2 separate regions of the Homo sapiens genome follow, and region 2 is linked to region 1. Evidence: chromatin loops called from intact Hi-C (ENCODE). Cell type or tissue: A673. All regions are shown on one strand. Each heading gives the region's core, and the rest is flanking DNA. Links, peaks and the distances in the headings are about the cores only.

Evidence for each region. Hi-C counts contacts between places; a loop is a spot of excess contacts. Peaks named below come from ENCODE experiments on the same cell type or tissue, not always from the same donor. Only the 100,000 strongest peaks of a DNase experiment are listed, where the experiment ranks them.
Region 2: a loop joins it to region 1, with 2.0 times the contacts of the local background. A loop is called at or near these places in 8 of 110 quality-filtered maps.

Annotation. Positions count from the first base shown.
Region 1 is chr11:96,067,773-96,083,934 of GRCh38, reverse strand. All of the region lies in intron 2 of MAML2 (mastermind like transcriptional coactivator 2), which reads left to right. Among named protein-coding and RNA genes, the nearest start is that of MTMR2, 150 kb to the right of the region's middle. RefSeq lists a silencer at 8,001-8,060. In A673, for the core only: no CTCF peak of the experiment used is centred there; a DNase peak (open chromatin) is centred at 9,074; H3K4me3 peaks cover 650 bases.
Region 2 is chr11:96,133,604-96,149,765 of GRCh38, reverse strand. All of the region lies in intron 1 of MAML2 (mastermind like transcriptional coactivator 2), which reads left to right. Among named protein-coding and RNA genes, the nearest start is that of MIR1260B, 200 kb to the left of the region's middle. RefSeq lists an enhancer at 1-179. In A673, for the core only: no CTCF peak of the experiment used is centred there; DNase peaks (open chromatin) are centred at 4,405, 5,845, 6,295 and 6,425; H3K4me3 peaks cover 1,906 bases; H3K27ac peaks cover 1,961 bases.

The DNA.
Region 1 (16,162 bases), core at 5,362-13,361:
TGGTCTCCTAATATGGATTAGCTCCCATCCTATATGGTCTGGTAGCTCCCTCTGCTTCTTCTCTTTGAGCATGGATTACCTCTCATATATCTTTGTTCTTGTGAATCTCCCCCAACTACACTGCAAGCTAGTTGAATACAGGGGTGGCATCTGTCTTATTCACCACTGTATTCCAACCCCTAACACATCTACTATGTTGCAGGGACCCAAAACTTAGTTGTTGAACATGTGGACAAATAAATTATACCATTGACTTATCGTCCTTTCTTCTGTTCTGGGGCTTTAAGAGCCCATCCCCTCCCCCAACAGAAGTTAGGAACAGGAGCTAGCACTTCCACCTTCCTCCATACCAAGTCTGCTCTCTAAACAACATTTGCCCATGGACCTAGTCTTAGTTTGAGTCCTAGTCCTTCCAGTTCTAGTCAGAGCTGGAAAGCAGAGAATTCCCTCTCAGCTGCCCCATGGATCAAATCTATGAGATGTGATTCTGAAGAGGCCCTATTGATGGGGGCTGGACTGGCCTATATGCTGGGGAAATCATACGGATAAAAGTAAAGTAAGAGAGTTTCACTGAGGATACTCCAAGTGACTTTTTTTCTCTCATCCTGAAGGCAATGGAAAGTCATGAAAAAAACTGCACAGGTAGTTTATAAGCAGAAATATAACTTGTACCTGGCAAAAGGTAATCACTTAATTCAAATGCATTGAATGTCAGTGAATCAAAATTGCTTTGTAGAAAAGTCACTCTAGTAGCAGGATAAAGAACACACTGGAGGGGGGCAGCTCCTACCGACATCAGAATGTCAAGAATTCACCCATCCTCTGTCTCATTTTCTCCCTTGCACCCCACGTGCCACTTCTCAGAGGCCAACATTGAACTTCAGCTCTTGCTCCAGGAGATGTATTCCATCAATCATTGTATCTTACATCTTTACTCTCTCCTTTCTATCTTCAATCATGTTCAAACCCCAGCATTCTTCAAAAATGACTTTCATTAACTCTTGTACCCCTTTGAGCCCCGTTTTGAACCAGGCTTAGAACCGTTGCAGTCAGCATACTTCCTCTCTCCCTTCCCAGGTGCTACTGCCGACACCACTGCATGACCATCCACGTCTCTGCCTCCACTGCTGCTGCCTTCGTGCTTTGATACTGTAATTCTCCTTTTTACCTCCTTCTTTCCAGCTACCTTGTCCCTCCAGATGGTAGTTGGACAGCGTGTCTAAGCAATTCTGCCTTGCTCCATACTCCTTAGGGATGAGGCCAGTAACTGGCGTTCTAGTTATCTCTATTGCTTTTGCCAGACCTCCTTCCTGGAATTGCAGCTTTACCCCAGATACAATCATTTCCTGGGGCTCGACCTCACAGCGTCAGCTCTCCTCCCTATGAATGCCTTTTGCCCTACCACTGTCTGATCCCTACTGGCTGTAACATCCTGTCCACTTTGTTAGGCAGTTCTGCTGGTATCTTGGAACCCCAGCCCTTCACTCTCTCCATCCCCTTCCCTGAGTGTCCATGTTGCTATAATCACTCCTTTTCATGAAACAAAGTTAGTTTCTTCTCCCTCTAGTACCCACAGCACAGTGCAAACCTTTCAGTATAGTTCTTACCATACTGTATTATAATTTCGTTTAGGTCTCTGGTCCACCGAACTGTGAACTCCTGGAGGGCTGGGACCATGACATTGCTTTTTCCCCTCTCTGAACTCACAAAGCATTTTGCATCTCTCATTACATTCATTGCTTTCTACCTTGAATTGTAGTTAAGTCCATACCTTAACCCATCTACTAGACTTCAAGCTCCTGGAAACCATGTCTGTATGTAATTGATCTTTGTACCACCAAGGGCAAACACAGTGCCTGAGAGAAAGTGTCAATATACAGGCAAAGAAAAAAAGGCAGGACAAAGGAAAGAAAGAAAAGAAGTTATGCGATGGGGGTGTGTGTATATGTAGGCTGTATAATCTTGAAATCAACGAAAATGAAATGGGTTTGAATAATTTTATATGAATTTTAATATAAAATATACATTATTGAGAATTTATATATTACTTCAAAACTGTTGCAAATATCTTCATGTCCATGTGACTCTGGCCAACTTACTTAAATTCCCTGAAACTAAGCTGTGTCATCTGTAAAATGACAATGACAATACCTGTTTTTCAGGATTGTTGAAAATTTTCCATGGTGCATGAAATAACCCATGAGATATACAACGAACACAGGGCCTGCGCCTTGAAGGCAATTGACAAACGTTAGTTTGCTTCTCATTGCAAATAAGCACCCTCCGATAAAATAATACAAATTAAATATTAGTAGAAACTTGCAATGGGTGATTTTCAAAACTGAGCCCTCATTTAACTCTGAGTTTCCAAGCAACTAAGGTCAAAAGGAAGAATGTGGGAATACAGAAGTTTTTTTTTTAAATATATGAAAACCATACACATTCATTAAATGGAGGCAAATTTTTCCTGGAAATAAATTCAAAGGTACATTTATCATCAGGGGAATTAGGTAACTTGATGGACATCTTCCACTGGGAATTTTGGAAAGACACCATGACACTGTTGACTTTGATGTTTCTGTTTTTAAGCTGCATTATAAAATCTTATATGAATATTATAAATATTCATATTCATAATGAATATTATGCTTTAATTCAGTATTATACTTTAATTCAGTAAAGGCTTTCCTCCAGGAAGCTGAGATAATGTGGTTATAGGTATAATGTTTTCGGAAGATGTATTTCAATAGTTTTCACACTTTCTTTTAGCAAGAACACGTCTTTCATCCCTTATCCTCCTCCCCACTCCCTCACCCCCTGCCTTTTCAGGATTTTCCTAAGGCACCTCCCAGAACTTTAAGTTCCTTCAGGACTTAGTTTGCAAACCAGTGTTGTAGCTTAACCCATGAAGAGGGCATACAGACCTTATAGGAATGCATAATTAAAATGCCCATTATATTGCCTCACTCAAATAACAGTTTTCTCAAACGAGTCTCTGGCAAACCCATGCATTATGTAAAATGGATTAGACCTGAGGAGTGTCTACCTCAGAATCAGGTTCAGGTTTCAGGGCCAGCTTTCTGAAACCTTTCAATATGTGATAATCTTACTCCTTCAGATAGAACAAAACTATGAACTCCAGGTATGACGCCTGCACTTCCCAGACGAAACTCATTCAAAATCACCATGAAGAAAAAACAATTCAGCAATTGGTGTAGTTATTTATCATTCGGCAAATACTTAATCATTGCCTATATGTGGCAAACCATGCCAACTGCATGAGAAATGTAATAACTGGGGTATGCTGTGTGGTAGGAAGAGCATGGGAATGAGAGACGTAACACAAGAAGTCTGGACCCAAACTTGCTGCTAAGGATTTTACCTTGACTCATCAGGCCTTGCTCACTGCCTTTGTTACAATTTTATTCTATTATTTTGAATTTTATGATTCCAAAATGCAATTACTGTCTTCATGTTTAAATTTGAGTCTTACCTTTATCAAAGTAACACGTAAATATAGTTTGAAAAGACAAATCATATTAAAATGCAAAAGCTATTCCCTGGCCCCTTTTCCCTCACTCTTTTCAGTCTCAGGAGGAAACCACTTTCATCATTTTTAGTTGCTTCTCCTGGTATTTACCATTATGTGCCTAAATGCATCCATACCTGATACCTCTTGATTTATTAACTTTAGGCCGTATCCATTACATCTTATTATAGTAGATGAAGATTTTAGTTCTATTTTCAACCCTTTCTTCCTCTTCCCTTTAGCCACAATATAGTCAGATAAAAAATTTAGATAAGTGTTTTCAGAATTTATGAAGGGATAAATAGTATTTACTGCTGAGATAAGCAGTACACTGTAATTATAATTCTTATCCAGGGGTCATATACCTAACTTTTCTTTCATTTGTGAAGTTTCCTTACATCTCTGGCTGTCATCTCATACCATCTAACAGCTCTGTGAAACATTTCTCAATATGTTTTCCACACTGATACATCTCATCTCCACAGCAGCCCTCTGTGCCCAGCCACAGCCTTAATGGGTGTTCCCTAGGCCTGCTGATACAGCTGTCGTCCTACGACTTCCTGCCACCATATTTAGAGTCTCTTCACTCCTTTCCTTGATCAGGTTCCCTGTTTCTGGATCCCTTTTGTCTCTCTATTTGTTTGTTTACTCTCTCATTTTGTTGCATTTCATCTGATGGTCGCTTCCTGACCAAGGGCGTGTGAAGGGGAAAGTGTTAGAAGCTTCCTAGGTGTCTTTGGTGCCACAGAGTATGCAAAGAAGGGATAAGGAGGTAAGCCTCATTTGTTGAGCACCTACTATATGCCAAGTGCTTTCTCCATGACATTTCTAGGAAATAGAAATAATTTTCTCCTCTTTGCAGATGAAGAGGTTGAGAGTGGAGTGGCTTAGTAATTTGCTTAAGGTTAAGCAGGTGGCAGAACTGGAATCCAGATCCATGTTTATCTGATTCTTGCCATTCTCCACACACCGCATCTCTCAGCCAAAAAGCTTAAATACACAATCCTTGCCCTCAAGGAATTTGCTCAATCATGTGTTTAATCCAATGTCAGATAATTGTTATTTTTCTGGGCCTATTTTCTCCCTTTTCACATGTGTGTGTAATATACATGTGTATGTATATAATTTAAGTCTGGTTAAAGACTTAAATTATTTTCATAGTCCCAAGTACATCAAGTTTTATTATTAGATTTTCCATGAAATTCTAAAATAGTTATTTCTAAAGGAGATTTCAGATTTTTATTCCCCTATTTATTAGGTATTAGGCAATTAGAGTCTGATCTGGTTACAACTGAAAATATGTTGGTGGTTTTGCCCTTCTCTCTGGTGAATTTTGGTTTTTATGCCAATCAGTTCATTTGCTGACATTTATCACATTTAGCTCCTGCCTAAAGGACTTTCAGAATTACAGGTGGAAAATTCACTACGTAGAAGGAATGAAGCACACTTCTTACTGCTTGCTGTACCAGCAGACTACTCCAAGCTCCACACCTTAAAATTTGAATTGATATCCTTGTTGGAAACAAAGCAGAATAGTAAGCACAAAGAGTAGAGACATAGGATAGGATTTAAAATGAATGAAAGAAGGTAGAATCATTACTTTTTAGTGGATAATTTACTGACAGGTCTCATGTGCAAGCACCAACAGTACCATTGATGTATTCCATTTATGCTGGCACAGCTGAAGCCCTCTGATTGCTTTTCTCACCTAGACATGGCTCTCATTAATCAAGGGAAGTTGCATAGACTAGAACAAGAAGACAGTTTTGTCGACACACTTCCAGCACTGTTCTCTAGCAGCATTTCGTTCCTGTTCCGGTATCATTGCTCTCAGAAGCAGAAGCCCTTTCATTTAGTTAGAAATTAGCAGTAGATACCTGCTCTCTGAACCGTCTCTGATTTTGAGTGTTGAGTTCCAGAAATTCATTTTGAATTCAGTTGTTTGGCATTTCTGGTACAGATTTTCCTGTAGGAACAATTTAAAGAAAGTGCATTAAGTCCTCCTGCTAGCCTATCCAAAGTCTGTTTGACTTATATGACATTGAACTATCTATGATTGAACTATCCATGATAACACAGTGTACTATCCATGATAACACAGTGTACTATCCATGATTTCTAGAATATTACATTCTTTTAAAAAGAAGAGATGTGTTCAGTGTACACTGATTGAGCCAGGCATGGTGGTGGAATGAGAAATACAATCTATTTAGTGAAATGGAAAATTGCAGGACAAGAGAGAAATGTAAGTCCCAGATGTGCACAGAGCACTTTGCTATGGAAACCACAGAGAAGGGGCATCCACCTCAGCCTGGCTCCAGGTTCGAAATGGAGAGACTATGAGCATTTTCAGCTGCACTCTCATAGAAGAGAGGAACAATCCTTCAGACCAGGGGAAGACAGAAAAGGAGACTGGCCAGAAGAACACCTGGGAGGGAGCACAGAGCTCTTCATTCCCAGGGGTTCTTTATAGCATGGACATTTACAGTGTAGGTACTGCCCAAATGCCCATCCACACCAGTGTTAGGGACTGAATTTTGTTTATTTCATTTATCAAGATATAATAGTTTTGAGTCATCAGTTGTATTTCTATAGCCTATAAAAAGAGCACCAGGCAAGGCAGGGCCCACCACCGCTGCAGCCACACCCAGAGTCTTCCCCATCCTGTACTGTGGACTCCACATCAGACCTGGGAGGCAGGACTCAGTGGATGAGGCTGTGTTTTGCATTTCTGAGTACAGTCCACAAAATGGTTTGCTTCTGAAAAAGCAGTAGTAGTCTTACATCCAAGATTATTCCTAAAATAAAGTTTCGACCCACATATATAATGAAATTGAAACTGCCTACATTGGCAAAGCCAGAAAGAGAGTAAAAAAGATGGGGTAGGCCAGTTGCGGTGGCTCATGCCTGTAATCCCAGTACTTTGGGAGGCTGAGGCGGGTGGATGACTTGAGGTCAGGAGTTCAAGACCAGCCTGGCCAACATAGTGAAACCCTGTCTCTACCAAAAATACAAAAATTAGCTGGGCATGGTGGCGTATGCCTGTAGTCCCAACTGCTTGGGAGGCTGGGGCAGGAAAATCACTTGAACCCAGAAGGCAGAGGTTGCAGTGAGCCTAGATCGCACCACTGCACTCCAGCCTGGGTGACAGAGCGAGACTGTCTTTAAAAAAAAAAAAAAAAAAAAGAGAGAGAGAGTTGGGGTAAAAAGTCAGAAAGAGAGATCCCAAGGGAGAAATAAAAGGAAATTTGAGCCAAAAAATGCATTTCTGATGATCTCTTCTGCTGTATAAAGATACTTTATAAGGCAATTTTAACTCTGATAACTTGCCCATTTCTGTTTGCAGAAGGAAGTCAGTCATTCTCACAAATATCTCCATTTGTTTTTCCTCCTTGTATTTCATTCAATTTTGTGGGGAAGGGTTGGAGGGCCCAATTTTGCTATTGTAAAATTGTTTCTCATTTTTCTGAACACTTGAAATGGGGTCAGATCTAAATGGCTATGAATGCAACATGGATCCAAAGGCCCAAAGGTCAGGTCCCACTTGGACAATTTTGATATGTAAAGTGCTGCTAACATTCATTTATAGACAGCAGCAAGAAGTATGAGCTGTGGCCTGGTGAAGATTCACATAGATCTCATTTTCCTCATATTCAGAGCAAGACGTTCCCAACTGTCTGTGGGTCTGCATGAGTTGTGGGGTGTGGGAGACCCCTCTATTGTCCCCTTTGAGTGTACATATTCTGTAGTGAAGCCAGAGGCAAATGTGTGAGAACCTCCCCAGGCTGTTCCTTGGGAGTGAGGGCAGCCCTGACTTCCATGGGAATGGGATTCCCTGCCAAATTCAGATGCCGAGGCTTCCCTCAGGGACCACAGCCCATCCGAGTGGAGGAAGTTGCTGTGAGAAGTTAAGCAGGCAGCTCTGAAGGGCTGTGTGTGTGTGTGTGTGTGTGTGTGTGTGTGTGTGTGTGTGAGAGAGAGAGAGAGACAAAAGAGAGCAGCCTTGCCCCATTGCTTGCATTATAGTACACATGGAATCAATTTTAAATTTCACAGAAAGAAAACAGTAAACAGAGTAAGAGGGGAGCTGGTGTGTCTCTCCAAGGTTGGTGTGTCTCTCCAAAGCTGGTGTTTCTCTCCAAGGCTGGTGTTTCTGCTCATGCATACAATACATGATGCACACCATTCATACCTCCAGGTTTTACACATATTTCTTTCACCCCTGAGCATCTGTGAGACTCAGCTTGATGATATTTCAAACGACTATGAGGATCACACCTCTTGGCAAAAGGCAGAATAACTTTCTGTTGTAATATTTTAAATTAAGAGTTTCTTCTATCTAGGCCTTGCAGGAGAGAGGAGAATGTATTAACAAATTTATTCTGAAAGTAGAGATGTGGGAGATATGTGATCCACAAAGCAGGGCCACCCAAGGTTCACTTCAGTGTTCACGTTTGGGGAAGCATGAGAATGTCACATAGCAAGGCCAACTGGCTCAAATGTATTAGCATACAATCAATATGCAAGGCGCTATCTGAATGCCGATTAGTAAGAGTCACATTGACCATGGTAGCAGATGACACATTAAACAGTATGATACCAGCCACAAACCTCACTAGCTTTTCCAGTAACCTGAAAAGACAAAGAAAAAGAGAACTTGGGGAAACTCCTATTCATCAGTCAGGTTTCCCCTTAAACATCACTTCCTTTGGGAAGCCACTCAGACAAATCCACCCCCACCCGACTTCCCCTAGCTCAGCTCTTCTCTTCTTTTACATTATACCTTCCAGAATTATCTGTCTTCCCTCTTTCAGTCCCCAGCACCCAGCACACTCCCTAGCACTCTGTAGGCACTTAAATATGTGTTCGATGGTTGATGGAATATTATTGGCTTGTGTTAGGTCTTGGAGGGTATGAAAATAGAGAAGATAGAATCCCTGCCCTGTCTGGGAAGGAGACAGACAGATAATAATAGACACCATACAATTTGTCAGACTTTGCAATGCTTGTAAGTACAGCTTCTCTAAAGGAGAACAAAAGGAAGGTTGAACTTCTGAGCACCTTAGTGATAAAACAGACCTACATTAGCTTCTTCTCTGATTCATTAATTTTACTGGTAAGAAATAATGAACAGAATCCTATTTCCTTACATTTCAAGTTTGCTACCAGGATAGCACAGTATCAATAATAATAGGCAATGGATTTCACTTGGGGGAATATTATGTCAGGAGGAAAACATGAAATATTATCAATATCCTCTCTAGGGAATCTATGTATTAGCTTTGTGATGTCTAACCTCGAATTTCTCACCTTCAGAACTGAAAGCAAATACATAATTGGATTTGCATTAAAGCTCTAAAAAGAGTGAAATTAAGAGTCACGCTCAAGTTTCCGGCTATGTTTCTTTGTTGCCTACTCCTTTTGCCACTCTGTCACTTAATTCATCTTTTTTTCCAGAGGAAAAATCAAAAGCAAAATATGCAACACCACTCCCTGCCCTCCAGTACTCCCACAGTATTATTTATTGACCACTCTGGGTGTGCTTGGCTTAACAGACAACAGAAAGGAAGTGAAGGCTCTTCCCTGAGGGTTTGCTGATGCGATTAGAGAGCCATTTAGAAAGATAACTCGAAATCTCAGACAGACACAGGAATCTAACTTTTATTCTGGTGTCAAAAATGATTTGAAACCTTTTTTGTATGATGACGTTTGTCAGTACTCCTTTTATTCCTCTCACAGCAGCCGGTGGGCGTCTCCATGCCTGATGCAGACAATATAGAATCCAAATGCAGTTGCAAAGGTGAATGACTTCAGGTGGCTTTGCGCCGCCATCGTCATCTGCACAAAATGTGGACTGACCATGGATCTTTCCTCCATATTAACCTCTCCAAGAATAGAATCTATTGAAGACATGAATCTTTTGATAGCATTTCCTTGGGGTTTTGGGAGAGAAATTACATCTTGCAGATATCTGATGAAACTCTCATGTGACCAAAAAGACTGCAAATAAGAGTTTGATAAACAGAAAACAACATGACAATAGTTTCTGGGTAACTCTTTGAACTTGTTAGGTACAGCATATACTGTCCTTCACACACCTGCTGTATTTTGAGAATCTGAGCTTATCGAAAGCCACACGGCATCAGTGGAACTGACTAGCTGGGTGACTGCATGCAAGCAGTTAGCCACTCTGCCTCAGTTTCCCTAAAAATACAATGAAATGGATAGTCAGTTGAGTGGTCCTCAGACTTTTACATCTTATAGTATGGAAGCGGACATGGATTTGCTATATTTCATTTTTCTGTGTAAGTACATTAAAAATCAAAACTACTGCCTACTATTACCATCTTTCATGAAAAAAAATATTTTTTAGCCTGAAAGCATTGAGACGAACATAACCTCAGAGTAAGCGATGGTCCTTGAAAAGTGAATAAATTTAACGGTTTGGTAAATCCCTTGCATGAATCTTATTTTTTTCAGTTCCTTTAGCAAACAAAAACTTATTCAGAAATGAACACACGTCCACAGAACACCATTAGCCTGCACAATCTACACAGATCCTTTTACCTGTACATTCTAAGCACAATACTGGAACTTACCAAATAAGTAAATAAATAGCCAACCAGAGCCGTATCACCTTCTACTTTATTACAGTGTTGGTGTTAATATTTTACAGCACTCGGCTAACTGGAATGTGGAAGGCACTGCCAACCACATCATACTCTTTCCACCCAAGATAGTAGATCGGCTTCACTCCATTAAATCGTCATTGTCTTCAGCTGCCATGACTCCTTTAATTGGCTCACACCTGTAATCCCAGCACTTTGGGAGGCAGAGGCAGGTGGATCATGAGGTCAAGAGATCGAGACCATCCTGGCTAACACAGTGAAACCCCGTCTCTACTAAATATACAAAAAATTAGCCAGGCATGGTGGCGGGCGCCTGTAGTCCCAGCTACTTGGGAGGCTGAGGCAGGAGAATGGTGTGAATCCGAGAGGTGGAGCTTGCAGTGAGCTGAGATAGCACCACTGCACTCCAGCCTGGGCAACACAGCGAGACTGTCTCAAAAAAAAAAAAAAAAAAAGAAAAGAAAAGAAATGAATCTGCAACAAGGAATTCTAATTTTTTTAAATGGAGGAGGTGTCCAAGGGACAGGAGACTGTAAATGCCAAACAAAAGCTTTTATGCAAGGCTAAATTGGTGATTTTGCACAAAACTCACAAGTAAAAGATTTACAGCACAAAGAATGTAATACACTTCAGTTAAATTATTCAGTATTGTTACAGTATTAATGCTACAGCCCAAGTTTCATTGTGTAAATTAAATACACAGTCTGTTCCCTAAGATTGTACTTGGTTTCCATAATAGTTTTTTTAAGTCCTCACAGATTGGAAATATAAATATGGAAATTTATGATTATCAATAGTTTGAGCCAAATCCTAAGAGAAGGGGTTTGGACTGAGGTCTAAAAGTACTTAACTGAAATGGAGCCACCATGAGACAAGTTTAGTCTTGGAGGCACATGTAAGCGGGTGACAAATGGAGTTTATCATGTTGGGAGACTTGCGGATTTGCCTTCTTGTTTCCTTTGGCAGAGCAGGGTAAGAGGCCGGCTTTGGCGTCATTGCTTTAGACACACAGTCCTTTTGGCATGAGGTTGGATCTCTGGTCCCATCCAGGGTTCACTTTGTAATCAATCCGTCCTTAAAATGAGGTAGGTCTTTCAGTAAGTGGCCTTCTCCTTGACAGCGAGCTCTTTCAAGTTGAGGGGACTCCGTCTTCTTCCTTTTCTTCCTTACCTGCATGCCACCCTGTCCGTTGATGCAAAAGAGCTTACTTTATGTAAACTATGTAAATACTCAAATTTAGGTTCAGAATATCAGAGGTGGTGTGAATCTTAGAGACGTTTCTAGTAAAATCATTATTCCCTTTTTATATATGTAAGAGAAATTTAATAGCTTCTCTCTAAGTTCATTCACTACTCAGAAACCTGATTAGAACTGTGAACTTCTGATTTCAAGATCAATGCTGGATCCATTTGTATCCCCCAGTGAATCTCTAGAATTCGAGTATTAGCAAGTATGCAGGTAATATTGTATAAGAAACATGCAGTGCTCCATTAACCTATATGCAGTCAGGACATACCCTGAAGCAAAGTTTTAACTACACAGAAATGTGGCCTTAACCTTATAACAAGAGCTTTTTTTTTGGCAAGTGGGCTATGTAAGAACACTGCATGTTGGAAATAATGGTAGCCAGAGAGGAATTAGAGATATTCTATAGCTACTTGAAATTTTCAGTTTTTTAAAGAATAATTATTTCAAGGCTGAACTAATTAAGTACATTTCTACATCCTGTAAAATCTTACGCCCCACCTAACTTTAAAAAAAATACAATATACATTTTGAGGATTTATGGTATATTTGGCTCAACAATCAAGATAACTGAAGACGGACTCATCTCTAACAATCCAGCAGTGCAATTAGAGAAGTCTGCCTTAAGGGGTGATTTTTCTACAAAGACAGCCAATCTTCAAAATGGCCAGTGGCAATATGTTGTGTTGACCTGTTTTAATGTATCCCTCTATGTTAGGTATATGCAGGATGGACTGGGGAGGAAAAAGAAAAGAAGGCCTTTGGAGTAATAAAGATGGAGATGAGATTTGGTGACTGGAGAATTTAAAAATAAATTCCAGTGCACCTAAATATCCATGAGTCTTTTCAGTCTACCAGTCCATGAGGTTACAGAACATCAAGACCAGATTCTCACAGGTTACAACCTTTCTACTGCACCTTCTCATTTGAGAATTCCAATCCTGTTCAAAGTTACTCCTAACCCTCAACTATACCCCAGGTATTTGGGAGTCCAAAACAAGAGTTTGACAAGCTCTCCTAAATAGGAGCAACTGCTGAATACTAGCAGCTGCCACTCCAGGCTACACTGTGGGCCGACTGGCCAATACTGCCTGGAGCTACACGTCTCCATGGGCTGTGGATTTCAAAATAATTCCAAGTTTAGTGTGACATCTCTTTCATTTTCCACACAGCTCTTTCCTTTGCTAGGTCACATACAGCCAGGATGGCTGGTTCAGGACGGTTCCAGGTGCCAGTGCCATGCTGGCAAAATCACTGCCCTTTGACTCTGTGGTCTTATAGCTGAAGCACCCTGTTTATACCAGACTCTACAGTTCTTCATAGTTTTATTTCCTCGGGAAGCTCCAGTCCCTCCTGAAAACTTGGTTTCCTTTTGACTCTTGTCCCATTCTGCATATATGCCTAAATAACTGAAAATAAATTAGGAATACAGCTTAAGCCTCTACCCACCTTCTCCACTCAGAAGGCCCCTTAGCTTTCATGTAAATATCTAGAGGGAAGGCTCATCTATTTCCACCTGGCAGGTGTATTCAAATCTCAGCTACACAAGAGATGCTGAAGTAACAACAAATTAACCAGTGAAGACAGAGATACACAATAGGAAAAAGTCAAAGACCTTTTGTAGTTAGTACCCATGAGATTAAAATGAGATTTATTTGCTGCCTGCACTGAACACATAGCTGTGTGCATCCCATAGTTGTGTTACAGGATCCTTGAGGTGTGGCCTTTCAGGCCTGAAACCTCTGGCCAGTGGCACTTTTGCCTGAGTTTTGTTCGGCCCACTGGGCTTGTTCCGCCCACTCAGCAGGCTGTGCTCAGCTCACACTACCGACCTGGATCCCACACTTGCCAAGGGCAAGTCGCATGGAGCAGAAAAGGGTGTGTGAACGAGCACGGGGTCTGGCAACTGTGCAGGCAGACACGCCAGTGGGGTGGGCAGCTCCAGGTGCCTACACAGGTACCAGCTCTCTGCAAGGCTGCAGCTGGACCAGAGGCACTGCAAGCAGCTTCCCTGGCTAGCACCAGGGAACACAGTGGTGCCCAGAAGCTTGGAGATGACAGGCACCGCAGGACCCCAAAGAGGGAGTCCCAGCCCTGGCTTGGGAAGCTCCCAGGTCTGGGCTCCCTAAGGGGCTGCAGCTCTTCTCTCCTTCTCTTCACCTGCAATGTGGTGAACAAGGGGCATGTTTCAGCCCTGTTTTTGTTATGCCTTATTTATTTATTTATTATTTTTATTTTTATTGAAACGGAGTCTCGCTGTGTCGCCCAGGCTGGAGTGCAGTGGCGCCATCTCAGCTCACTGCAAGCTCTGCCTTCCGGGTTCACGCCATTCTCCTGCCTCAGCCTCCCGAGTAGCTGGGACTACAGGCGCCCGCCACCACGCCGGCTAATTTTTTGTATTTTTAGTAGAGACGGGGTTTCACTGTGTTAGCCAGGATGGTCTCGATCTCCTGACCTCGTGATCCACCTGCCTTGGCCTCCTTATTTATTTATTTATTTATTTATTTTTGAGACAGAGTCTCACTCTGTCACCAGGCTGGAGTACAGTGGCGTGATCTTGGCTCACTGCAACCTCCGCCTCTCAGGTTCAAGTGATTCCTCCTGCCTCAGCCTCCTAAGTAGCTGGGATTACAGGCACGCACCACCACACCCAGCTAATTTTTGTATTTTTAGTAGAGACGGGGTTTCACCATCTTGGCCAGGATGGTCTCCATCTCTTGACCTTGTGATCCGCCCGCCTCGGCCTCCCAAAGTGCTGGGATTACAGGTGTGAGCCACTGCGCCCTGCCTGTAATTAGATCTTCTAAAGTTACATTATTATTTATATGAATTTTATTATTTATTCATTTATTTTTGAGATAGGGACTCATTCTCTCACCCAAGCTGGAGTGCACTGGCATTATGGCGACTCACTGCCGTCTCAACCTCCTGGGCTCTAGTGATCCTCCCACCTCAGCCTCTCCAGTGGCTGAGAGACTACAGGCATGTGCCACGCCCGGCTAATTTTTGTGTACTTTTTTTGTAGAGATGGGGTTTTACCATGTTGCCCAGGCTGGTCTCAAACTTCTGGGCCGAAATGATCTGCCCACCTCGGCTTCCCAAAGTTTTGGGATTACAGGCGTGAGCCACCTCGCCCAGCCAATTTTGTTTATCTTAATTAAAAAATAGAAATGCTTCAAATAGTCACTATAGGTGAAAACAAAGGAAGAAAAAGGAGAAGAAAAGAAAGAAGGATAAAGACAAAGAAAGAGAAAAGAAAGAGAGGAAGGGAGGAAGGGAGGGAGGGAGGGAAAGGAAGAAAATAGGCCAGACTCAGTGGCTCACCCTTGTAATGCCAACACTTTGGGAGACCATGGTGGGAAAATTGCCTGAGGCCAGAAGTTACAGACCAGCCTGCACAGCATAGTGAGACCCCATCTCTACAAAAAAATTAAAAACTAGCTGGGCTGGTGGCACATGCCTGTAGCCTGTAGTCCTAGCTACTCATGAAGCTGAGACAGGAGGATCACATAAACCCAGGAGTTTGAGACCGCAGTGAGCTATGATCACACCACCACACTCCAGCCTAGATGGAAGAGGAAGACTGTCTCTTTAAAAAAAAAAAAAAAAAAAAAAAGGAGGGAAGAAGGAAGGAAAAATTATCGCTTCTTTTTTATCTATAGTTCTCAAGCTAAAATACATACCTTCTTTTTTTTTTTTTTTGAGAAGGAGTCTTGCTCTGTCGCCCAGGCTGGAGTGCAATGGCGCCATCTCAGCTCACTGCAAGCTCTGCCTCCTGAGTTCACGCCATTCTCCTGCCTCAGCCTCCTGAGTAGCTGGGACTACAGGTGCCTGCCACCATGCCCAGCTAATTTTTTTTGTATTTTTAGTTGACACGGGGTTTCACCGTGTTAGCCAGGATGGTCTCGATCTCCTGACCTCATGATCCGCTCACCTTGGCCTCCCAAAGTGCTAAAATACGTACTTTTAAAAAATGCCCAGGCTTACCCAAGACCAATTAAGTCAGAGTCTCTTCAGGTTGGGCCTCTCTCTCTCTCTCTCCCTCCCTCCCTCTGTGTGTGTGTGTGTGTGTGTGTGTGTGTGTGTGTGTGTGAAGTAAGCTCCCCCAGGAAATTCTACTGTGCATCAGAGCTGAGAACTGCTGTTCTAGGGGAAGTACCAAAAGTGAAGTTCATAGGTTCATAGACTTACTTTACCTCTGTATTTGAAAAGTCAGACTTTCTTCTGTAATATCAAAGACAACGAACCCAGGTCAATTATTGTAGTAGAGAAAGTCATAAGGGGGAAAATTATTTTTTCCATTGGCTGACTAAGGATTCTAGTGAAAACAGCTAATTTAATTGAGAAAAGACATTTCCTAAGTGAAGTGATATATGCATTATTATGACTCAGGATACTCAGATAATTAAGCAGTAACACTTTTGTTGACATTTAACTACATTAAGAAGAAAACTTGTTGAACCAGAAATGTCAGTGGGTGAGGGATTTTTAAAAAACGAACTTGGGCAGGTATTTTCTTCATAAAACTCTCTCTCTCAGGAAAAAATTTTCAATTTATTTGGCCCTATTTATAAACATGTTTGATTCTATCACCACCCTCAGGCCAACAAAGCAGGAAAAAAATGTTAGAATTCTGTACAAAGGTCAAGAAGACCTTTAAATCAGCAATTTGAAAACACAAGCTTGCAAAATATAATATTTGAAGTTGTTCTTTGGGAATGTATAAGTAATATGGGTTTGAAATGAAAATTAGAGCAAG
Region 2 (16,162 bases), core at 2,896-10,895, 68 kb before region 1:
CAGACTGAGGACAACTTTACTTTTCTTTTTTTGAGACAGAGTCTCACTCTGTCGCCTGGGCTGGAGTGCAGTGGCGTGATCTCAGCTTACTGCAACCTCCGCCTACTGGGTTCAAAAGCAATTCTCCTGCTTCAGCCTCCTGAGTAGCTGGGACTACAGGCACATGCCACCATGCCCGGCTAATTCTTGTATTTTTAGTAGAGATGGGGATTCACCATGTGGGCCAGGCTGGTCTTGAACTCCTGACCTCAAATGATCCATCTGCCTCGGCCTCCCAAAGTGCTGGGATTACAGGCATGAGCCACTGCGCCTGGCTGAAAACTTAACTTCTCATTTTTTTTTTTTTTTTGTGACGGAGTCTCACTCTGTCACCCAGGCTGGAGTGCAGTGACGTGATCTCAGCTCACCGCAGCCTCCACCTCCTGAGTTCAAGCAATTCTCCTGCCTTAGCCTCCTGAGTAGCTGAGATTACAGGCGTATGCTACCATGCCCAGCTAACTTTCTTTTTGTATTTTTAGTAGAGACAGGGTTTCACCATGTTGGCCAGGCTGGTCTCAAACTCCTGACCTTGTGATCTGCCCACCTCGGCCTCCCAAAGTTCTGAGATTACAGGTGTGAGCCACCACACCTGGCCTACTTTTCAATTTTGAAGAGCTTCTGTGATACCGTGGATGAGGCACATGACTGGGTTGCATGTCACAGTGGAAGGCAATGTTCGTCACAGAGGGCTACTGGAACCTTTAAGAGGGAGATCCTAAAGTGACGAGGTTTAAGATGCCGCCTTAAGCAATAGGGCTATATGTGAGGTCAGGATTCAGAAATCAATTTCACATCCATGCTAACTGGGCCTGTTTTACGCCTTTCTAGCTTCCTGCCTGGGCAGAATCCATTCGTCAAAATGTAGATGGACTTAAAGCTTTGTCTCAACTCCTCTGTCCTTTGGTTTCCAAACCACTTTATGAGATCATCTAATCAGCTCACACATGTGCTGTCTGTCTTTCTCATACACACACACTACTTCTTCCTGCCTTCTCCTATCAGGTAGTGTGCGTGCTTATGTGTGTGTGTGTGTGTGTGTGTGTGTGTGTGTGTGTGTGTGTGTGTGTATTTTTCAGAATTTTCAGACTTTTCAGGCCAGAAGGACATTTCCCCACTTCATATTGATCCCCAACATTTCAGGGAAAGCAATGCATTAAATAAAATAATGTTCAGCTTCAGGCGGGTAGGCACCCTGCAAATCATAGTGTAGACAGGCACCTACCAGGCCTCCAGAAAGAATGACCACACCTAGGCTTTTTTTTTTTTCATGTTACCCAAAGCAGCATTTTAACAGACTTCTATTGTGTTTTCTCCATTCAGTTCACTTAGAGGGTGACATTTTGCCCTCAAATTCATATGTATAGTTGCTCTAAGAGACTTTCAGAGCTGCATGCCTGACAAAATCAGACCTTCTGTTTTATCTGAAACAACCCCCCAAAGAAAATCATTGAATCTGAATGAACAGAACAATTCTTTATGTCCACGGGAGACAGGCAGACAAAACCCAATAAAAATGAAGAAAGAAAGAGACATGGCAATGATTTGTTTTTCATAATTACTTATTCAGAGTAGAAAGGAGCAGGGGAAGAGGGTTCCTTTTAACATGTCCCGACGTGACAGATGAGGTGTGCTCGTCGTGTATACGCAGGAGAGATGAATGCACCACAGTCTTGTTAAAGGAGATGCTTCTCATTGGACAGAGATATATTTCTATCTGGAATGCTGGAGATAAACACCCAGCATTTTACTCCTCATTTTCATTATGCCTAAAGCCCCTGACTGTTCTTTCAGAGTGGCAGGTGATGTGACTAGCATGCATCAGACCATTCTTTTCTATGTCCTGTGGCAAAAACAATCCCCCTTTTAAGACACAACACAGGGGTACCCCAAGTGCATACTTTGCTCCGAACAATACCCCTACAATGTGCATGTGATAGATTCGGAAATCATACTGGAGTGTAAAAAACTACATCATCTCTAAATTCATTTTCCTTTCCTTATAACCAGTTTACTTTGGTGCAAAATTTGCCCAAGAAGGGTTTTAGCCAGAAATCAATGGAGAGAAAGAAAAAAGGAAAGTTTTAGTTAAATTGTCTTTGTTTCTTCACCTACGTGGAAAAGGTAAAGAAACTTTTTCTACTTAAAGCACATAGCCTTTGCTCATGGAAGAGTCGAATCCAAAAGTTTCTGACTTGAACTATAAAAGCCATAAATCAGATCTACGATTTAAAAAAATATAAACTAACACTATAATTTTTCATGTATCTGATTAAGGGAGGGTTTAATGCATTCATGAATCATTTCCTAAGACTGTTATGAATTCAAGGATAAAGGATGAAAAAAATGATAAGTGCAGGAAGTATAAAAATAAGGGTTATGCTATAAACTTTTATGTATCCATATTACAGTCATGTAGGGACCTAGATTGTATCTAAAGCCATGTAAATATATAAGTTAAAACTTGGGGATTTGTGGGTAGCTGGGAGATTATAGTCCACATCACTCATCTTATAGAAAAGGAAGTATTGAGGAAAAAAGTTTAGCTGTATAGCATATATAGTATTATTTCTTCAGTCATGCATATAATTACTTATTACAAATTTTCTTGCACCTACAATGAGCCAGATACTAAGTACACTACAATGAGTTTGACACTAACTCATAAGTGGGTATTCTATAAATGGTTTCTTAATAAATGAAGGATAGAACATGATCTCACTCTGGGGTAGCTGAAAGGTTGAACTCAAGTCTCATGATCCCCAGGAGATCACATGGCCTTTCATTTTCAGCAAAGAGTGTGCCAAAACAGGTTGGTCTGGCACCATTTTTCTCAGAGCTTCTGCATTAAAAAAGGCTGTCAACTGCCTCTTTTCACTTTTAAAGAATCTCAACAAAAATAAGTAACCAACAGCATTTTCAACATCAAACTACTTCTCTCTTACAAACCCAAATGAACAACTGTCAATAGATGAGGAATCCTCAAGTTTGGATGACACAATCCTGCCTCACTGCTGTATTCAGAGTCCATGTTGTAGGATGAGGAGTGTAGAAAACCCTGATGCTGCCATTTACTGAGTACCTATCTCATGGCAAGTATTTGAGGTCCTTTACACAGAGATTTCATCTAATCCTCAAAGTAAACTATGATATGGTGTGATCAGCTCACACAGTTGAAGATGCTGAAGGTCAAAAATGTTAGACAACAGACTCATAACAGCTGGCAGGTGATATATCTTAGATTTGGACTCAGCCCTTTCTGACTCTGAGTCCCATGGTTTGTCCCCTGTCCTGCCTCCCCGATTCACTGCTAATAGCAATATTGTATACAATTCTTAAAAATCATTTCAACTATGAGCAAGTAGTGAGTACATATAGCCAGACTGGCCCTGAGCATGGTTTCTCATTTTCTCTTGTCAAAACCTACCAGATCTCATGGCCTGCTCAAGGATCCCAAGAGATGGAATTCCTTATAAGAAACCTATCTGGTTTCCTTCAAATAGTTAAGCTCCTGCTACCAATAATATTATAAAAATTATATCCTGAGGGTGCTCTTATGTAAGATACCATGCTACCACAATGATATGGATATATAAACCTTTTCCCTCACTTTGTGGTTATAGGAGTAGATTGAAAATCATCCATATTTTATGTGATCATACTGCATGTCACAATGTTTGTGTGTGGCACACACACGTGTAAGTATACAATTTTTTTTTTTGAGACGGAGTCTTGCTCTGTCACCCAGGCTGGAGTGAGGTGGCATGATCTTGGTTCACTGCAACCTCCGCCTCCCAGGTTCAAGCAATTCTCCTGCCTCAGCCTCCCTAGTAGCTGGGATTACAGGCACCCACCACCATGCCCGGCTAATTTTTTGTATTTTTAGTAGAGACGGGGTTTCGCCATGTTGGCCAGGCTGGTCTCGAACTCCTGACCTCAGGTGATCCGCCTGCCTTGGCCTCCCAAAGTACTGGGATTACAAGCATGAGCCACCACGCCCGAACAAGTATACAATTTTTAAAAGCCCTCACACATCATGATTTTATCAGGACAGTCCCTTTAATAACTTAGGAAACTGTTAGAGGATTTATTTTAACACAACAAGTAACAGGTTACACAGCTAATAAGTGAAAGAGACAGGACCAGAACCCACACGTCTTAACACCTAGACAAATATTTCTTCCACTGTGCCAGGCAGTTGAAAATTCCCAGCCTTATCATGTGCTCTTCATCTTTTCCCTAAAAATTCACAAGGCAGCATGATGTTATCTGACTTATCACTCACTGTAAATATTTTAGCATTTAAATGAGGAGGCAGAGTAAAGAGAAAAATGTTTCTGTAGAGATTTTTGCAGAGATAGAGAGTTCTTGGTCTCCATCCAAGGATCTTGAGCGTTTAATGAGACTACTGTCCACGAGTTGGTACAGGGTTTAGCAATATCATGGTAGCTATTTGGCGGCTCATGGTCTTCCTCAAGGTCTCCAAAGGGAAAACAGGAAGCAAGGCTTAGTTCTAACAGAAGCTGGACTCTGGTCTTAGCCCTAAATAAAGCATGCCACCTCTCTGAGCTTCAGTTTCACTATTTTTAAAATGAAGGTAATAATTCCTGTTTGCCCAACCCACAGACTTGTTTTTGAGAGTCCAGTGAGGTAATGCATGTGAAACTTCCTTGAAAACCATTAGTATTAAATGCCATACAAATGTAGGGATTATTATTAATATTATTAATGGATCACAAAGATTCCATAGCACTGAGAAAATGATGAAATGAAAATAATCCAATGCATTGGAAGTTGATCAGGGCAGCCTTCACTCCAAATTACCTTTGACTTGTCCCCTGTCACTCCCTAGAATCTAAAATGAGGAAAGTCATTTCTCTTCCACGGGATTTGTATAAGAGTGAAACAAAATGTCTGTGAAATACCTAGAGTAGTACTTGGTATATATCTGGCCTCTTTTCTAAAACTTCCCGAGATGAAACCCTATCTCTCATCAGATAGCCTGCCAGATGATCTAACACAGGATAGCAAGTATTCTTATTATTTGTTACTGTTTCTATTATTCTCAATTTAAACCACTTCCTATAATTTCACAGTAAAAACAGAGCCATTCATCAGATAATAAGCCCAGTGGTCTCTCTCTTCTAATCTTCTAAGGTCAGCTACATGGAGGGGAAGGGGGCAGGTAGCACAAATATCTGAGGAATTATATAGGGATTGAGGGCCCTAAATCCATGAAAAAGAGCTGATTAATTCCTCTACATATGGTTGAACAGAACCCACTTCTACCACTTACTCTATTCGTCCCAACCTGCCTCCCTCTTCTCCCCTCATTCTTGGCTTACTGGAAGATTTAACCATAGCTAAGCATGCTAGTCAGCAATGGATTATAGACACTGAGTTTCTTTCTCAATAAGCATTCTTAACTACATTATAAAAATTCTTCTCTAGATGTACGTATTTGTTTAAAGTCCTTTGAGACTCTAATTAATGTTACTCAGCATCTTCCCAGCAATGTGATCCCAGTTGCTAATTGTTTTACCTGGTTAGTAAAAGGTCTTATCAGTTAGGCTGCAGAATTGAGACGAGAACTCCCAGCTCTGAATAAAAAGCCCAAGCTCATTTCTTTATGTCATACTTCCAGCCATGAAATTATTAGACTCCTATAAACTCATCATTTCAATTGCTGTCCTGTTCCTTCATTCTCTACCAGACCTCCCAAGCAAGAACTCCAGGATGATACTTAGTGCAATTGTGCTAACATCTTCAAACACTGCAGTGAGGTGTTTGAAATAAAATGTGTAATTATGGTAGTGGAAAGCTACATCTGATTCCAAACAAACCTCACGTTCCCCCAGCTATAATTAGAGAGCAAGGTTCGCGGCACAGATTTTCCCATGAAATCCAGTTCAAGTAAGGCTTCTGTTCTTTCAGAGGGGCTCCTGGAGGTGGAGATTGTGATTAAATGGTTTGACATTGGTCCCCCTTCCACATTCTAAAGAGATTGTCTATTATCATTCTTGGAGTCTAAAAGCACAAAATATGTGCAAGGAATTAATGTTGTTTGGAGTTTTGGATAATAATCTTCCAATTTATTTGTCTCTGAACAGGGACAAATTAGAACAGGGAAGGAAAGTTACAGACACACACCCACAGAAACCCACGGACCAAAGTGTGCAGAAGTAAAAAACCGCCTCTTAAATGTCTCCAGAGAAATTTATGGAAATCGGAAATCCCTGCAGCTTCGGATAAAACTAGACATTGTTTTGAATAATCTCACAGGCCCCTGCAACTTAAAATCCATAATAATAGGAGCAAGAGCGACATGACCGAGGGCTCAAAGATTTTCCTGTTTCCTATTAATATTTGAGGACTGTCCATCTGAATCTTCTCAAAAGCATAGATTTCTTGACTGCCCTTGGAGGACTTTTGTAATTAGGCATATTTAAGCTGTACCATGTTATACTGCTACAGGAAGAATCCCATTTGTCAGCAGTTTTAAACTTTGCCAAATAAAGGCTTATTGGCAAACGGCAGTGAACACTCTGATAATGACCCAACTTTAGAAAACACACACCCTGCTGTGTTGTATTCAAGCCACAGTTCTGTTGAAATAAAAAAGAGAGACAATGCCTGCTTTCAGACACTAGAGATCCTTTGTATTCCAATAAAAGTCTAAATTAATGTTTTAAAAGGTTATTGCTATTTTTTCCCATTTAGCTGGCATCAGTTGTAAGTCTTATTTAGACAAGGTCCTACGTTATTTTACTATTTCTTTTTGCACAAAAGCTAGTATTTGATTGTGTTAGATCATCAGCTTCTGGTTTTCATTAGACAAACCTGAAATACCCTATTATTAAGATTAAACAAAAAAATAGTTGTTTTCTTATTCTGAAACCTATTATTTTGAGGCTGCTCTGACCAGAGGAAGAGAAATCAGTTTTGCAAAACCTGATGGAGAGATACGTCAAGAGGAGAAGCAATAACCTCATCAATGCTGCATTTAGGTTGCTTTTGTAAATGAGATCCCTTCCTGGATCTGACAATGGGAAGGAAGGATAATTTCGTTCTTTGGCATTGGCAATACTTTCTTTAGTATAAAAGGACTTTCAAAGTGCAAAATATAGGGCAAAGAATACTGTTTGCCTATGTAATGTCAGCAAACTGGTGAGGTGCTGCAGAGAATCTGCAATAACATCGTACTGGAACCTGAGGGTTATGAGATCTTAGATCTCCATGTCATTTACGCTTACCATGGTATTTTCTCAATGTTAACTCTCAGAATAAGCCCTTAGCAAGTGGTGGGTATTTTTCCAGTCATACCAGTTTAACAGGGAAAAAGAGAGTCAGAGTAACATTCACAAATCAAGATTTCCCTAATTCTTCCATCATTCAGATGGGAACTCTAGCCCCTTCAGATTTCTCCCAAATAGATGAGAAATTTTCTAGGGGCACCTCATATGGACTCTTCCTCCTGAATTATTCTTACTGGTCCTTTGGGTTTCAACATAGAAGTCATTTCTTCAGAAAACCTACTCTACCAAACTGAAGAGGGGTTAGGTGCCCCTCATATGTGCTTGCAAATTATTATAGCTCTATCCATACAATATTGTGATTGTCTCTGGTCTTGTTGCTTTCCTGCACTAGATTGTGAGCACCATGACATTAGGGATCATATCTTTTCATTGTACTGTTAGCTACACATAACAGACTGCATGCTATACGTTGGTAAATGTTAATTAAATGAATATCTTCTCAGGCTAGCTTTTTTGATCGCCCCAACGCCTTGGCTAGTTTTCTCTCATCCTGCCTCAGATTGCTGTGGTGATGCGTCCCGCTAGCACCTGCAGAGACAGCCCTGTTGGTAATGTTGGCCACAGTGCCAGCTCTGCTGCCAGTGCCCATCGATGTGGACATGGAGGCGGTCCTAGCTTCAAGCTGACGGTGCTCCCCTGCTGATACAGAAACTCCTGATTCCAAAGCTACATTATTTTGTTTGTTTTATGCCCTGTGTCTTTGTATCACCACCCCCATTGCTAAGGCCTGGTCCTTATGTGTGGAGAAGGAAGGCAATCGGAGGGAGGAGGTCTTCTGTGCTCAGAATCACCCCTTTTTCTATGATAGTGCCTCAAACTCATTTACCTTGGCTCTCATCCCTGAGGATGAGTTTTTTCTTGCGATACTCTTTGGTTCCTCATTTAAATGGACCCTGGTGGGATTTCTCTTCTCCATCTGACAGACCTAAATATGCCCTGTTCTCAGGGTAAGCACAACTGGGGCTCTAGCTGGGGCCTCTTACGTAGTATAAAGATAAAGAACTATCTGTGCATAGGGAATCTTTTGCTCCTTTGTATTTCAGGGGAGATGTCAAGGGTCCTGGTAGGGTTTCCAGGTAAAATACAAGATATTTAATTAAATTTAAATATTAAAATACAAGATACTTAATTAAAATTAAATATCTGGTAAACAGCAAATAATGTTTTGTTTTGTTTTCCAGTATGTCTCAAATGTTGCATGGGACATATTTGTACTAAAAATGTGCTGCACTCCAGCCTAAAAGTAAGCACCTCACCAGAAGGATGTCATGTCATCCTTCTTCCCCCATATACCTAGGCTTATCTTAAGCCTTTGAGTATTGGATAACTAACAATAAAGATATGGTCAACAGTATGGTAAAGACAGGCCAAATATTACATGAGACATACTTATGCTAAGAAATGACTTGTTTGTCTGAAATTCAAATTTAACTAGGCATCCTATATGTTTACTTATTACATCTGGCCAACCTAGTCCTGAGTCAAAAGCAGCAAATAAAGCCATTTGAAAGACAGAGACAGTGATGTTCCTGTGTGTCCCTAAAATGACAGCTCCTAGCATGGCCCGTGATGGAATAAATGGAGCCAGTCAAGTGTATTTGACCTCCTTAGCCCATAGGCTTACCCTAATCCAGACTGGTGGGCTCTAGAGGGAGGAAGAGCCGCCTGACCCTCAAGTTCTAGACTCTGGAGGTATCTGTCATGTAGATCTGGAGTGGTGGAAGGTCCTTTGGGAACTACTGAACGATGGAGAGAGTGACGTCTAGGGGCAACACTGCTACCTCTGGCAGCACTGCTCCAGGCTATATCAACTGGAGCTGAGAAGTGCCTCTGCATGTAAGAGCTCTGGTATAAAGTCAGCAAAATTTAGAGAGTAGCTTCTTATGGTTTGCTCAAAGAAACTCCAAGATCTTGTCTTCTGCTGGCCATTCATCAAAATTGGCTTAGATTCATCTCAGCCTGTTCATGTTGGGCAGAAGGGCTGTGCCTTAGCCCAAAACTACATACCTCACCAGAGGCAATAACAGTGGTTTTAATGCTGTCTTTTCTTTCTCATCTATCTGGGCTGATTTTTAGCTTTTGAGGATCAAAGAACTAACAAGAAAAATATAACTTGTCAACAGTATGGTGAAGTCAGGCCAAAGCAAGAAGGTGAAAATGAATTGATATTAGCAGGGTAAGCAATTAATTTTCTTCCTTTAGTCCTGGCTTTTGTGCTTGCCACAAGTCTAATGGAGTACCAGATGAACCATGCCAATGCCTGGGCACTAATAACAAAACAAAAGCTGATAAAGATGGATAAAATCATCTATGGAGGCAGGAAGCAATTAACCACATAAAGAAAGTGAAACATCATCAATGATAAGCCTCAGCAGCAATTTACTTGGGTTTGAGAACTTTTCGTTCTGATGGTTTTCAATAAGTTTTCCTCATTTTCTGCAGCTTCCTTAATTCAATAGATTTTTTTAAAGATAGAATTATGCAGTCATTACTACCCACATACCCAGGCCTTCATTGCATCACGGAGAGTAGATGTGGGTGGAAAGAGTGGGAATAGGCAACAGAGACGGAAATTTCAAAGGCCCTTAATGTTTGCCTTTGCTTGAGTATTTTGTATTATTTTGGTCTTTGCCATCATCTGGTATTGCCCTGAGCTTCTGCACTGTCTTTATGAAAAACACTGAAAAACAACAGTTGTTGCTGACCAAAATGATTATGAGTAGGTAAAGGGGAGAGGTAGCCCCAGAGGTCAGATTTCCTGCTGTCAAATCACCTTTCTCTAGGGATCAAAAAATTATTGTGATTCTTGGTAAAGAATTTAACATGGTTGGGGATTTCTTATTCTCTCTTAAATATATCAAAAAAAAAAAAGGAACTGTTATATATCAAGTATTTGATATGATAATTGTTGGATACCACTGTCTTTTTTTTTTTTTTAAGACAGAGTCTCGCTCTGTCGCCCAGGCTGGAGTGCAGTGGTGGGATCTCAGCTCAGTGCAAGCTCTGCCTCCCAGGTTCACGCCATTCTCCTGCCTCAGCCTCCCCAGTAGCTGGGGCTACAGGCGCCCGCCACCACGCCCGGCTAATTTTTTGTATTTTTAGTAGAGACAGGGTTACACTGTGTTAGCCAGGATGGTCTCGATCTCCTGACCTCGTGATCTGCCCGCCTCGGCCTCCCACAGTGCTGGGATTACAGGTGTGAGCCACCACTGTCTTTTTTCAGTGGTGAGTGATAGGCCTAATGTATCTGATCGCTGTACAAAGTTGTATTAGGAAAGCTGATTTGGTTTGTGGAACATTACCAATATATATATGGAAAAAGGTTTTATTACCACATGGTTCTGGCATATCTTCCTTGTAAGGTATTGTAAGTATCAAATGACAAGGGAGTTCTGGAATTTACTACATGAGAAAGTATAACTAGTGACTTTTCATATTTTTGGAAGACTAAAGAAAAATTAAATTTTAGAATGGGTTGTGAAATCTCTTTCTTACCAGCATTTTATGGTAGAAGACAAGCATCTGCCCTCAAGTTTTAGAAAACTGGTCTATATAAAAGTAAGGGACTCAGCCAGATAAATCAAGCACCCTAGGACAATACAAAGTTGTCAGGAGGATTCCCAGGTTCTGGGGATCATAGAAACTCACCGATCTCTACCTGGAAAGCTTTTTGGGGCCTTCCTGGACTATGTCTCGGAGGTGCTTCCTGCTCAGGCATTTCCAAGTGAGGATGCATTATCAAACCCAGTCCCTGGTGGTTTACCCGGCAATCATTATTCACCAACCCCCCCATCTTTCTTACCCTCTCTGAATGCTGGCTGACCACTTGGGGGTAAGGAAAACAGGAAGAGTGCAATAAGATCGCCCATTAGCAGCCATTAGGAGTTCAACATTCATATCTCAGCAGTCACTGGAATAGATTTTTCATAAATTTCCTGAGCACCCTTGTGGAACACAATATAAGAGGCAGCCATTTTGCTCCCTCTTTTACAGATGGCATAAATAACTTCCTTTGGCCACAAAGCTTCAGAGTTAGGAGCTATACAAAGATCTCCTAGGCAAGGGGCAGTAATATGAGCTCAGGTGGCGGTCAGGTGGCTGTCTGGAAATCAGTACTTGAAGAGGGAGACAAAGGAATAGCTTTCAGGGATTCAGCCAACAAACACAGGTATCAGCATGGACGACAGGAAAGTATATTTTTCTTCATTTTTTGGCATTCCACCTTGCTTCATGTCACCATTTTTGGGTGTTCAAATCTTTGATTACAAAAGGAGGATCTTGAGGTATACAAAAAACCGGAATCCTGTGTTCTTATTAGCCTAAATATGTGAAGGACTTCTTTTGGCCCTAATAACGCCAAGTTAGCTAACATTTACCACAGTCATTTTTTAATCATTTGGTTCAAAATAGGAATGACAGAGGCCAAAAAGCCTACCAGTTATAAAGACATTGTTCTTGATGGATACAGGAATATTGTGGGGAAAAGGATGGAAAGGGGGAATTATTTCACTGAAAGAGACTACCCTTTCATATAATTAGCACATAAAAAAGATTGTTAAAAAATAACAGTCTTAGGAACCAAGTATTAAAGATCAATATATTTAATAATTTTCAGGTTTAATGCAATTATAAAATTCTAATTTTCTAATAATAATATTCATTATCCAAGTGATTAATATTAACCATAAACACCCACAGTTTCTTCTGTCTCCCCTGCCCACCGTCTTTCAGACACACTCACACAGTGTATGTGTAGTATATTAAAATGGAGACTGAATGGTCAATGAGTTTGTGGACAATACCATACTTGTTATTCTTTTTCCATCTGAAAGGCAAGAAACAAAGGAATTCCAAAGCTTAGATCATGTGAGGAAACTCTTTCTGGCTCCCAGTACATGTGTTGTCCAGTTCTTAAAATGCACAGGCTAAAGCAAACTTAAACTCTTATTCAAAGTCTTTGTTGAAGAGACAAAGGAATTGGGTTTTCCCTAAAGATTTTTCTAAACTAGTCAGATTTGCTTCTTTTGATCCAGGCGTGTAAGAGACAGTAAGAGAAATTTAGTCTTGGGAATCACTATTTTAAACAAAGGCCAAAAACAGTGGTGTCTATTTTTAAAGCCTCCTCATTTCTCCCCAGAACCAAGTGCAAGGTAATTTGAATTCGGTTTCCAGTCAATATGGTTAACCTGATTTCACTCTACAATTTAGCAGTCTGTTCTTTATACTTGATTTCTATGATATTAAGTGCATGCAACATTTCCTTCCCTTTTAACCCGGTTTCCACTTACAGTTTTCTGTGTATTTGAGATCTGTTTGGTGGCCTGCCTGAACTCATGGAAAATTGACGACACTGAAAGAGAATTGTTGTAGTTAAGCTTCCCTGATGGCATTTTTTAAAAAACAACAGTGGAAAAAAATAACAAGGCACTAGTCAGATGTGATTTTTGGCAGATACTTCACTCAAAGTGCTCAGGGCATCCCCAGAAATTATAACCCCTCAAAGATGTTCAGGGTACAGTAAATAAAGCAAGATACAATTATTTTAATGTTCATCCTATTGATTCAGTTCTCTTCTCTGCAAGGTCTTAGTAACAGGGATTTTGATCTAAGTGAAAGGTCAGCTTTGAAGTAAGTGTAAAGTTATTTACAGGAAATGAAGCAAAAAGTGGGCTTTCATGCATTTTGAAATTTCTTTATTATTGAGGAGAAAATGAACTGTGTCATCAGCTGAAAGAAAAACAGATGCCTAACTTCTCATATTAAAGTTAAATAAATACCTACCATACTAGAAGTATGCTATTAGCTCTGAAATTTGAAATTCACCATGGTCTGTTTTCCCCAACTTTGGATGTGAAAGCAGGAAATAAACAACTGTGAATTAAGGCTCTAAGTAACTATGTAGCAGTTGTAGTTTGGGGGGTGGGGGAAGACTGCCAACATGAGATAATCATGGTGGGGTTTTCTTTCCAATATGGGATGCTAAATAGACATTTGTGATAACTACATAATCAACAACATCTTTAAATATTTAATTTCTTGTCAGTTGTTATCTTAATTGACTTCAACTCATATGTATGTATGTGTGTATGTATTACATATATACATATAACTACATCTGTCAGAGGGAAGTGGCAAATTGAAGCAATTATGCGGCTCATTCTGCAAAGAAAAAAAAGGAAGAGGAGAAAACTGATGGTAAGTGGGAAAAGTTTAGATAATTGTGACTTACTGTATAGATTTATATTTAGATATAACCTGGACTTCTTCAAATAATTTATGTCTACCTATAGTCTTGGATTTCTTCATACTCTAGATCAAAACGTTGATTCCTAGATGTGTTTACATATCACGTATAATTGAGTTCACTGGCACCTCAGTGCAGGTCGGCTTGGTGCCATGCTGGTTTTCACTTAATGGGATTAGTTACTAAAGTTTAGTTCAAAATTAATTCATTTCAACAAAAATCTATTAAGTATCTACTGTGTCCCAAGCTCTTAGCTGGGTGCAAGGAGTCCACAGTTAATTTCAATATAATTTTTTTTTTTTTTTTTGAGATGGTGTCTCACTCTGTTGCCCAGGCTGGAGTGTAGTGGCATGATCTTGGCTCACTGCAACCTCCACCTCCCAGGTTCAGAGATGTATGTCACTATTAGGAATTAAGAATGCAGCCTTGAGCAGCGAGCCAGAAGAATCACTCCTCTAAAGATAGGAAAAAAATGCCAATTTTTAGGAAATAAAGCTACACAAATTGTAAGAAAAAGCTGACCTTTACTGTAAGTAATTATTCAGTTTTGTTTCATTCAGTTATCTATTTCCAGCACAAAAATACTATAAAATCATTACCACGGTTTAAAAAAAAAAAAAAAAAGCCTTGGATTGGGACCTCTCTTCTGCCACCTACTAGCTGAGTGAACTTTAAAAACTTAACATCTCTAAGTATCAGCTTCTTCCTCTGTAAAAGTGTAATAATAAGAAGAAATATCAGGCCTAACTGATAGGCCTGGTGTGAGGATGAAATGAGATAATGTATTGTCTTAGTCCGTTTTGTGTTGCTATAACAGAATACCTGAGACTGGGTAATTTATTAAGAATGAAGATTTATTTCTCACAGTTTTGGAGACTGGGAAGTCCAAGGGGCTGGCATCTTGTAAGGTGCCATCTTGCTGTGTCATACCGTGGTAGAAGATGGAAAGGCAAGAGATAAAGGGGGAACAGAGACAAAGTTATTATTTTATTAGGAACCCACGCCCATGATAACTAACTCACTCTCACAATAACAGCATTAACTCATTCATGAGGACTGTGCCTAATCACCTCTTAATGGTTTCACCTCTCAACACTTGCTTTGGGGATTAAGTTTCCAACACATGAACTTTGTGGGGCACATTCAAACCATAGCATGTTGCTAGTGCAATACCAGGCATTGGGTAAATGCTCAATATGTGTCCACTGTTATTATCATCCCTACTTCTGCTATAGCTGGGCAATCTAATGAACTGCAGAAGCTCTGGATGTAATGCCCTACACATGCCTGCAACTCGACTTTTAGAAGGAGAGTTTGGTTTATTCTCCTAATACATGATAGAGTAGCAAATGAGGAAATAGCAGTCAGTGGTATTTATGACTTTCCATGGTAACCATTTCTGTTTACCCCTCTTAGCTTGAGGAAATAAAAGCAATACTGGCTGGATTAGTTGAAACATGCCACTTACTTTTTACCACAATGTGGTAAGTAAAAGTAGAGAATATTATTATAAAATTTCTATGTATCAAGTAGCTGGACATGTTGAATAGAATTTGAAGGAAAGAAGTATAGACTAATTTACATACAGCAAAACTTCTTTGACTCTTTTTATTTCAGTATAGTATTTGAACAAGAGTTTGACTGCCTTCAAATATATGGGAAGCATGATCTTCTAAACAAATAAATAATCCCAGAATCCTGAAGTACTCACTAATGTTGTATAAGGAGGAAAGCACTAGAATCAGAGACATTTGATATCTTGCCTTAATTCATTAAAAATGCATCAAAAATGTATTATGTGCAAGGACTATTCCAGGCATTGGGGTACAATGAGGAATAAAGCAGGTGTGGTGCCTGCTTACCTGGAACTTTAGTAGTGGTGAGTAACACAATAGGTGAGAAACACAGTAAACAAGTAAACAAAGTAGTTTGTATTTATTTTGTAATAAGGACTTTAAAGGAAAAAATAGAGTCCTGTGTCCTGCCACTTAGCTGTATAATCTTCAGTAAGTCATATTCAGAGACTAATAGAATGTAAAGAAGTCTTAGAGAACCATTACAAAGACCTTATGAGCTATAAAGCACTAAACAACTACAAAGAATAATTGTCAGCAATGTCTAATTATAAACTGTTCTTTCTTTCTTTTTTCTGTTTTCTTTTTTTTTTCTTTTCAATGAGGCAGGGTCTTGCTCCGTTGCTCAGGCTGGAGTGCAGTGGCATGATCTCAGCTTACTGCAACCTCTGCCTCCTGGGCTCAAGTGATACTCCCACCTCAGCCTCTTGAGTAGCTGGGACTAGAGGCACATGCCATCACGCCCAGCTAATTTTTGTATTTTTTGTAGAGACAGGGTTTCACCATGTTGCCCAGGTTGGTCTCAAACTCCTGGGCTCAAGCAATCTGCCTGCCTCAGCCTCCCAAAGTGCTGGGATTATAGGCATGAGCCCCCATGCCTGGCCTATAAACCATTCTTATCTGGTAATATACACAGCCTTTAAAGGTTTCTATTGTATTCTCATACTCCTCATCTGAAGTACAAATATGTTTCTTAAAAACATAAAATATAT